Linked DNA regions of Homo sapiens: all the other regions are linked to region 2. Evidence: chromatin contacts called from ENCODE Hi-C or POLR2A ChIA-PET data. All regions are on one chromosome and are shown on one strand. The core of a region is the stretch at or near the end of the contact, and the rest is flanking DNA. Distances in the headings are between cores, read along the strand shown. Region 1 overlaps CBFB (core-binding factor subunit beta). Region 2 holds the start of PDP2 (pyruvate dehydrogenase phosphatase catalytic subunit 2). Region 3 overlaps CMTM4 (CKLF like MARVEL transmembrane domain containing 4).

Evidence for each region. Hi-C counts contacts between places; a loop is a spot of excess contacts on that map. ChIA-PET counts read pairs that join two places held with the same protein, here RNA polymerase II (POLR2A). Pooled maps may share reads with other maps.
Region 1: a pooled map shows a loop between it and region 2 (5-fold over the local background). The contact joins the enhancer-like site here to the promoter of PDP2 in region 2. A Hi-C loop is called at or near these places in 1 of 37 single-sample maps with no recorded cell type and 7 of 50 pooled maps. POLR2A ChIA-PET finds 5 or more read pairs at or near these places in 5 of 52 experiments (HepG2, K562, MCF 10A and 2 more).
Region 3: a map of PC-9 shows a loop between it and region 2 (4-fold over the local background). The contact joins the enhancer-like site here to the promoter of PDP2 in region 2. A Hi-C loop is called at or near these places in 9 of 168 maps with a recorded cell type or tissue (HepG2, IMR-90, K562 and 6 more), 4 of 37 single-sample maps with no recorded cell type and 18 of 50 pooled maps. POLR2A ChIA-PET finds 5 or more read pairs at or near these places in 4 of 52 experiments (A549, A673, BJ and 1 more).

What each region holds. Positions count from the first base shown.
Region 1 is chr16:67,052,636-67,055,335 of GRCh38, forward strand. All of the region lies in intron 3 of CBFB (core-binding factor subunit beta), which reads left to right. Among named protein-coding and RNA genes, the nearest start is that of CBFB, 25 kb to the left of the region's middle. Within about 2 kb of position 1,401, at least 4 of the 41 ENCODE cell types and tissues checked have a DNase peak (open chromatin) inside an H3K27ac peak, as active enhancers do.
Region 2 is chr16:66,879,214-66,881,913 of GRCh38, forward strand. PDP2 (pyruvate dehydrogenase phosphatase catalytic subunit 2) reads left to right here and starts at 1,302. Exons shown (of 2, transcript NM_020786.4): 1 at 1,302-1,427. RefSeq lists enhancers at 1,016-1,095, 1,344-2,116 and a silencer at 1,576-1,755.
Region 3 is chr16:66,659,658-66,662,357 of GRCh38, forward strand. All of the region lies in intron 1 of CMTM4 (CKLF like MARVEL transmembrane domain containing 4), which reads right to left. Among named protein-coding and RNA genes, the nearest start is that of CMTM4, 36 kb to the right of the region's middle. Within about 2 kb of position 1,259, at least 28 of the 41 ENCODE cell types and tissues checked have a DNase peak (open chromatin) inside an H3K27ac peak, as active enhancers do; they include IMR-90, endothelial cell of umbilical vein, heart left ventricle and 1 more, where a contact is called at or near this core.

The sequences.
Region 1 (2,700 bases), core at 151-2,650, 170 kb after region 2:
ATTCACATTATATATTTCTGTTGAACAGTACTGCCTGCACAGTTGGCCAGGTATGGTGGCTCACACCTATAATTGCAGCACTTTCAGAGGTTAAGGAGGGAGGATTACTTGAGCCCAGGAGTTACAGACCAGCCCGGGCAACAAAGTGAGACCCCATCTCTACAAAAAAATAAAATAATTAGCCAGGTGTCGTGATACAGGCCTGTAGTCCCAGCTACTTGGGAGGCTGAGGCAGGAGGATCCCTTGAGTCCTGGAAATCAAGGTTGCAGTGAGCTGTGTTCATACCACAGAGCAAGATGCTATCTCAAAATGAGTCCTGGAAATCAAGGCTGCAGTGAGCCGTGTTCATACCACAGAGCAAGATGCTATCTCAAAAAAAAAAAAAAGAAAAAAAGAGAAAGAAAACTTTACAGTTCTTTTCCTCAACCCGTCTCCCCCCACAAAATAATCACTATCCTGATTGATGTATTTGTTCCCTTACTTTTCTTTGTCATTTTATTTCCTGTGCATATATCTCTAAATAACGCATTGTTTAGTTTTTAAAAAAAATGAAACTAGGAAGCACACACTTCAGGGCAGTGTAAACAACGGACTCTAATGTCACTTTCTCTCTTTTTTTTTTTTTTTTTTTTTGGTGAGAGGAGTCTTGCTCTGTCACCCAGGTTGGAGTGCAGTGGTGCGATCTCGGCTCACTGCAAGCTCCGCCTCCTGGGTTCACGCCATTCTCCTGCCTCAGCCTCCCGAGTAGCTGGGACTACGGGCCCCCTCACCACCACACCTGGCTAATTTTTTGTATTTTTAGTAGAGATGGGGTGTCACTGTGTTAGCCAGGCTGGTCTCGATCTCCTGACCTTGTGATCCACACTCTTCGGCCTCCCAAAGTGCTGGGATTACAAGCGTGAGCCACCGCACCCAGCCTTCTAATGTCACTTTCAGATGCAGCTCCTAGAAGATGAGCTGAACAGAATCTTAGGGTCAAGTCCGGATTCAGCTTCCCTGTGAATTTTTAGAGCCTCCCTGGGGAAGCTTGTGAGCACAGTCATGAGTGGATTATGGGAAACCTAGGGCTCACACTGGAGTTAGGGCATCTGGCACACTGAAACCATTGCTCACCGTGTGCCGGAGATGTGGAGGAATATGGTCAGAGGGAGTTAGCTGCTCTGGTATTTTCTGCTTCTAGGCTCACCATGACCTACCTTCTTTTATCCTTTTTTTTTTTTTTTAATTTCTTTTGTCAAAATTGATGTCTCATTCCAGAGCTACCTTCTTTTCACAGGAGTGAGTCAAAGCACATCACCTTTGTCAGCTCAAATGAGTGTCCTTAGCTGGTCCCAGCAGTGGGGAAGGCTTATATATGAGCATTTTGCCCTCAGGATCTTGGTGATGACCATCCTCAGAATGTCCATCTCTTCAATCTAGACTGATTGTCCTCTATATCCAGCGCACTGCTTTCATACTGATTTCTGTGTTCATCCTCTGCTGTGAGGGGCTTTTTTGTTTTTTTCTTTTTGTTTCTTTTTCAGTTTTTCTGTCTTCCTGTTTCTTGGTTTACGGTCTCTTTGTGGATAACAGAGTTGTTGCATATTTGAAGTGTCTTTATTCTACGATACTTTATTGTAAGTTTGTCTTGTTCTAGAGTTTGAGGTTAGAGATTATTTTCGTTAAGAAGGCCTTGTTTCATTGTCTTGGTTTAAATGTTGCAGTTGAAAATCTCTGAAGTCATTGTGTTTCCTGATCTGTTTGTGACCAATTTCCCCGTCTTTGGAAGTTTGTAAAATCTTTGTCTCCATGTTTTGGTATTTATCTATGATGTAACCTAGTGTCGGTCCACAGTCATTCCTTGTGCAGGGTACTTGCCAGCCCTTTACAGTATGGCAGCTGTGTCCTTCGTAAGGAAATTTTCTTATATTAATTGATGACTTCCTTTCTTATATTTTTTCTATTCTTTTCTGGAACATCTACTATTTGGATGTTAGACCCACAGGAATGATCCTGTTACCTTATTTTCTTACTGTCTCTTTTGTCTTTTTGGTCTACCTTCCAGAAGATTTCCTCTACTTTATCTTCAGAGTCTTATATTGGGTCTTAATTTCTACTATATTTCAACAGAGCTTTTTGTTTGTTTGTTTGTTTTGAGACGGAGTCTCGCTCTGTCGCCCAGGCTGGAGTGCAGTGGTGCGATCTCGCCTCACTGCAAGCTCCGCCTCCCGGGTTCACGCCATTCTCCTGCCTCAGCCTCCCACGCGTAGCTGGGACTAGAGGTGCCCACCACCACGCCTGGCTAATTTTTTGTATTTTTTTTTTTTTTTTTAGTAGAGACAGGGTTTCACCAAGAGCTCTTTTTTGTGTGTGCTACAAATGTTCCTTTTTTGTTAGTATCCTCTTCTTGTTTATCGGGTACATTTTATCTGAGAATCTAGCTGGTAGATTTTTACTGCTTTACATCACTTCAGAGGAAATGGCTGCAACTGAAGGGTGAAAGTCAGAATTTATCTTGGCTCAGCTTTTCATGTAAGAAAAGAAAAATACAGTGAAACCAAATTAAAATAATTATGTGGAGAGCATATTGGTGGCAAGTTAATACATTTTTATGACTTTTTGGAGGGTCTAATTTATTCTTAACAGAAGTCTGAGTTTAGTATCCATTTATTGAATATGTATTTATATGTGTATACGCACACACACACAGTGTATTAAAT
Region 2 (2,700 bases), core at 52-2,551:
AGATCCCGCCACTGCACTCCAGCCTGGGCGACAGAGCGAGACTCCGTCTCAAAAAAAAAAAAAAAAAAAAAAAAAAAAGACTTTAGGGCAGGAATTTGAGGGTTTTTTTGGTTTGTTTTTGTTTCTGTTTTTGTTTTTTTTGAGACAGACTCTCACTCTGTCTCCCAGGCTGGCGTGCAGTGGCATGATCTCACCTCAGTGCAACTTCCACCTCCCTGGTTCAAATGATTCTCATGCCTCAGCCTCCCAGGTAGCTGGGACTACAGGCGCGCACCACCACTCCCAGCTAATTTTTGTATTTTTAGTAGAGACGGTTTCGTGATGTTGGCCAGGCTGGTCTCAAACTCCTGACCTCAGGAGATCCCCCCGCCTCGGCCTCCCAAAGTGCTGGGATTACAGGCAGGAGCCACCGCACTCGGCCTTGGAATTTGAGTTTTAGAAGTGTCATTCTGCCAGGCGTGATGGCTCACGTCTGTAATCCCAGCACTTTGGGGAGGCTGAGGTGGGAGGATTGCTTGAGCCCGGCAGTTTGAGACCAGCCTGGGCAACATAGAAAGACCTTGTCTCTACCCACCAACCACGAGAAAAGGTGGGAGGGGCGTCATTCTGGCTGCTCTGCTCTGTGGTTAGGACCAAGTCAAAGGTGGAGGAGGGAAAACCGTAAAATCAAGTGAGAGGCTTGGAATAGGGTGGCTGCGTCGCCGGATGGATGAGTGGAGAGAGATTTAGGAGATAGGATTTACAGCATTAGATAACTGGAAAGAGAGGGTGAGGGAGAGGAAGGAGTCAAGATGCCTCCCAGGGTTTTGGCTTGGGTCTCTGGGCAGATGGTGGGGCCATTACTGGGTTAGGAGAGAAGAGAAAAAGCAAGTTTGGCAGAAAGCTGAGTTTGGGGTAAGTTATGTTTGAGGCGCCTGGGGGCCTCCAGAGGCAGGTGTCCAGGTGGCTGGACATCAGGGTGTGGCGCTCAAGAGAGGGTTCTGGAGTGGTCGACACCGAAGTGGAGAGGAAGCAGTGAGGTGTTCTAACAACGGTGAGGAATTGGGGAGGCCGCTGGGTTCGGGGTATGCAGAGTGTAGCGGCCACGTAGCTGGCGATCTCAGGCACGTGACTGCCTGGTCCTGTGGCCCCGCGCTCGAACACTTTCAGCACCCAGGCAGGGGGTAAGGGGCGGTGTTGCCCCCTCCCGGGTCCCGCCTTTCTGCCCGCCTCTCATCCTCTTTAGCCATTGGGCAATACCTCTGTCCATCAAGGGCCCGCCTCCGCAATTGAGCCAACCAGGGCTGGCGGGAGGGCGCTTCCTTCTGGAGCTGGGTCCTGACTAGGGACCGCCTGGGTGAGGTGAGGACCTGGTGGCCGCAGTTGTGGCACTGTGCGCAGGCGCTGAACTGACCGGACGGAGCGGGCGGCTGTGGCCTCGCCAGCTGGTGAGAAGCGGGCGAGGGTCCGAGGTAGGGAAGGTAACGAGCGGGGGATGTGGACACCTCTTTCCCCGCCAGGCCTCGCCGGCGCCTGACCCTCCCGGCCTGCGGCACCGGCTCAGGTGACTGGGCGGAGGGAGAGCTGAGGTGAGGGGGCGGGTCCGCGGCGGAGAGGGACCAGCTGGGCCTACGACCACGGTCACCCCACTCACGTGCGCGCGCCACGTGGGCCCGCGGGCTCGCCGAGGACCCTTGGCTGCCTACCGGGGCACCCCACTAGCTGCTCTGGCCTATCGAGCACCCCTTGGAGCTCTGTGTCCCGACTGCACGCCCCTGTTTTACAGGCTGGCAAGCCGGGGCTCAGAGGCACCAAGCGGGTCGCCCGGGGGCACCCAGCTGGGGTACGGCCGTGCCGGGGTTCTAGGGAGATCGGTTTTGGTGGGCTCCGGAGTCCATGCACTTAGCGATGAGGCTGAAGTCAGAGATTTGAACTTGGGACCTGTCTGTTTTCTTTAAGGATGCAAGAGGGTTTGCGTCCTGGCTGCGGTGTATCACCCTGCACCGCTGCCTGCCTTGACTGCAGGGCCGGAGCGTCAGGCGCCCTCTGCTCCCGGACAGACCGCCCCCGCACCGACTTCTGCGGGGTGGGCTGGCAGGGGGTGGGGGAGTGAAGGGACGGTCCTCAGTCCTGGGAACTCTTGAGGTCCCGACAAATGATCTCGAGATCCCGAGGGCAGGATTCATACATGAAAAGCTCATTATAATGGGTCAAGGTTTTGTTCTGTTTTTTTTTTTTTAATTTAATTTAATTTAATTTAATTTAATTTAATTTATTATATTCCAAGGAAAAGTACCACCAGGGCTAGTGAAGGGACTAGGAAACTCGTCACCCCCTTGAGGAGGCAGATGTGAAGCTTTTGGAAATCAGTTTGGCAATGAGTCTACACCCTTGGACCTACTGACTCCTTGTTTGGGAAATAACTAGGATAAAACCTAAGTAGAGAAAAGGTTACTGCATAAAGCAGTACAGTTTGGTGGGGTTTTGTTGTTGTTGTTGTTTTTAAAGAGACAGATCTGGCTCTGTCGCCCAGGCTGGAGTGCAGTGGTGTGATCATAGCTCACTGCAGTCTTGAAATCTTGGGCTCAAGCGATCCTCCCACCTCAGCCTCTTGAGTAGCTGGGACTACAGGCACTTACCACCATGCCCAGCTAATCTAAAAATTTTTGTAGAGATGGGGCACTTGCTGTATCACCCAGGGTGGTCTTAAACTCCCTAGCC
Region 3 (2,700 bases), core at 9-2,508, 220 kb before region 2:
TAATATTGATATTGTGGATGTGTCATTTAAAATAAAGTTCGTAACTGATAGAGATGCATACTTCATATTTATAGTTGAAATGCTATGATATTGAAGACTTGTTTTAAAATATTACAACAAAAAAGGAGGGGAGCGTTGATTAAACAAAAATGCAAAATGGTGATAACTGTAAAAGCTGGATAAAAAGTATGTGGGCACTTGTACTATTATCTTTACTAGTGTATGTCTGAAAGTTTCCATAATAAAAATTTAAATTTTTTAAAAATGTTGAAGAACTTATATCCAGAACATACAAAAAACTCAAATCTCCACAATAAGAAACAACCCAATTAAAAAGTGGGTAAAAGATATGAGCACATCACAAAAGAAGATATATAGATGGCAAACAAGCACATGAAAAGATCCTTAACATCACTAGCTATTAGGAAAATGCAAATTAAAACTACAAGGCAGAGCACGGTGGCTCATGCCTGTAATCCCAGCACTTTGGGAGGCTAAGGCAGGAGGATCACTTGAGCCCAGGAGTTGGAGACCAGCCCGGGCAATCTAGTGAGACTCCATCTCTACAAAAAAAGAAAAAATTAGCCAGGCGTGGTGGCACATGTCTGTGGTCTCAGCCTCTTGGAAGGCAGAGGTAGGAGGATTGCTTGAGCCTGGGAGGTACAGGCTGCAGTGAGCCCTGATTATGCCACTGCACTCCAGCCTGGACAATAGGGTGAGATCCTGTCTCAAAAAAAAAAAAAAAAAAACAAAACTCCACCATAAAAGGTGAAATTTATTGCATGTAAATTAAAAAGAAAAATTTTCAATGTTGTAAAGTCTATTGATAAGGAGAAGCAGCATAGAACAGTCATGTTACAAAGCAATCTGTACTTGTAAATATATGCACACAGACATATGTGAACAAATACGGAGACAGTGTTACACACAATGTGACTAGTGTTCATCTCTGATGAGTAAGATACTAGGACATGTGTTTTTTTCTTTTAACTTAGAGGTATTTTCTAATTTTTCTTAAATTGGTATTACTTGTGTGATTTCTTTAAGAAGTAATTTAAAAACAAGCAAATAAAAAAATAACTGCAAGCTGCTCTGGGAAGCCTTTCCTCATCCCTCCACAATAAACCTCTCCCTCTGCAGGCTTCCTGCTGTCTCCTCAAATCTCCTAACACTTGGCTGCCCTGTCCCCATAGTCAGCTCTTCCCTCTCCTGCTCGCTGTGCTAAGTGAGGAAGTGCAGTTTACCGCACGGTGGGGCCTGTCTCCGGAATCGCGTCTAGCTGGCTCCCTGCTCTATCCCTCCCGAACAGACACTCAGGAAAATAGCTGAGTAATGACTGACCAACAGGGCATGAACAGGCATCTACGAAACAGTCATTAAACCATGTCCACAGGCAACTGGACACTATCCAAAGGTTGATAATTAATGTTCCATGTCAGCCTAAAACATGGGCTCAGGTGAAGGGCCACTTAAGTTTCTAGAAATTATTTGGGAGAAAACATACAAAGCTGGTTTATCACTTGCCACATCTGTGAATAAGAGACTTCAGATTGCTAATATGTAAGGTAATAAGCTTCAAAATTATCCCAACATCAGCCAGACTGGTGCTGCGGATGGACTGTAACCCGTATAAATTTCAGGTTCAAAGATTCAGCTACAGGAATATAGAGTAGGGAGAACAGACTTGATAAAAGCAGCCAAGTGAAAACAGACCTGGTGATTTTAGCTGACATCAGTCACACTGAGGCTAAACGCTTGTCAGTTAAGGATGAAGTAAAAGACTGTCATTTTTAGTGGGAAGTAGAGCTAAGCAGTCCCAAATCTTTTCTATAATGCTCTGTTTTCATATTCACAGGCAGAAAAGTCTGTTCGCTAATATGAAAAGATAGTAACATTAAGTCCAAATTTTATTAAAATGGATCCTTTTATATGATTCCTTGCACATGCCAGGAATATCCCAGAGTAATACTTAAAACATTTCCTTACTATAGGCCGGGCACGGTGGCTCACATCTGTAATCCCAGCACTTTGGGAGGCCAAGGTGGGTGGATCACCTGAGGTCAGAAGTTCAAGACCAGCCTGGCCAACACGGTGAAACCCCCATCTCTACTAAAACAACAAAAAAATTAGCCGGGCATAGTGGTGCATGCCTGTAATTCCAGCTACTCAGGAGGCTGAGGCAGGAGAATTGCGTGAACTCGGGAGGCAGACACTGCAGTGAGCTGAGATCGCACCACTGCACTCCAGCCTGGGCAACAGAGCAAGACTCTGTCTCAAAAAAATAAAATAAAATAAAAATAAAACATTTCCTTACTACAAAAACAAAACAAACAAAAAACCAAAACACCATGCCACCGTGATTCATCTCTACACAAGCCAGGGCCCCAGCAGCCTGCAAGCCAGGAGCCTATTTGGCTATCAGACAATAAAAACAGACAACAAAAACAAATTAGAAAGCTTCCAAGTATCATAAATTTGGAATTCCAGTTCCAGTTAATGAAGTAGGTACACTCCAGCCTGTCTGTCCCACTGAATGCTGCTATCAAACTGGAAACAATGCACAGAGCAGCTATTTCAGGACACTGAAAAACAAATCAAAGTAGGCAGATGGTGAAGATGCCCAGAGTTCAAAGCACCACAGAACCAACAGTCAGGCTCCTATTTTTCCTCCAGTGTTCCCCAGCTTAGACTCTAAGGAGC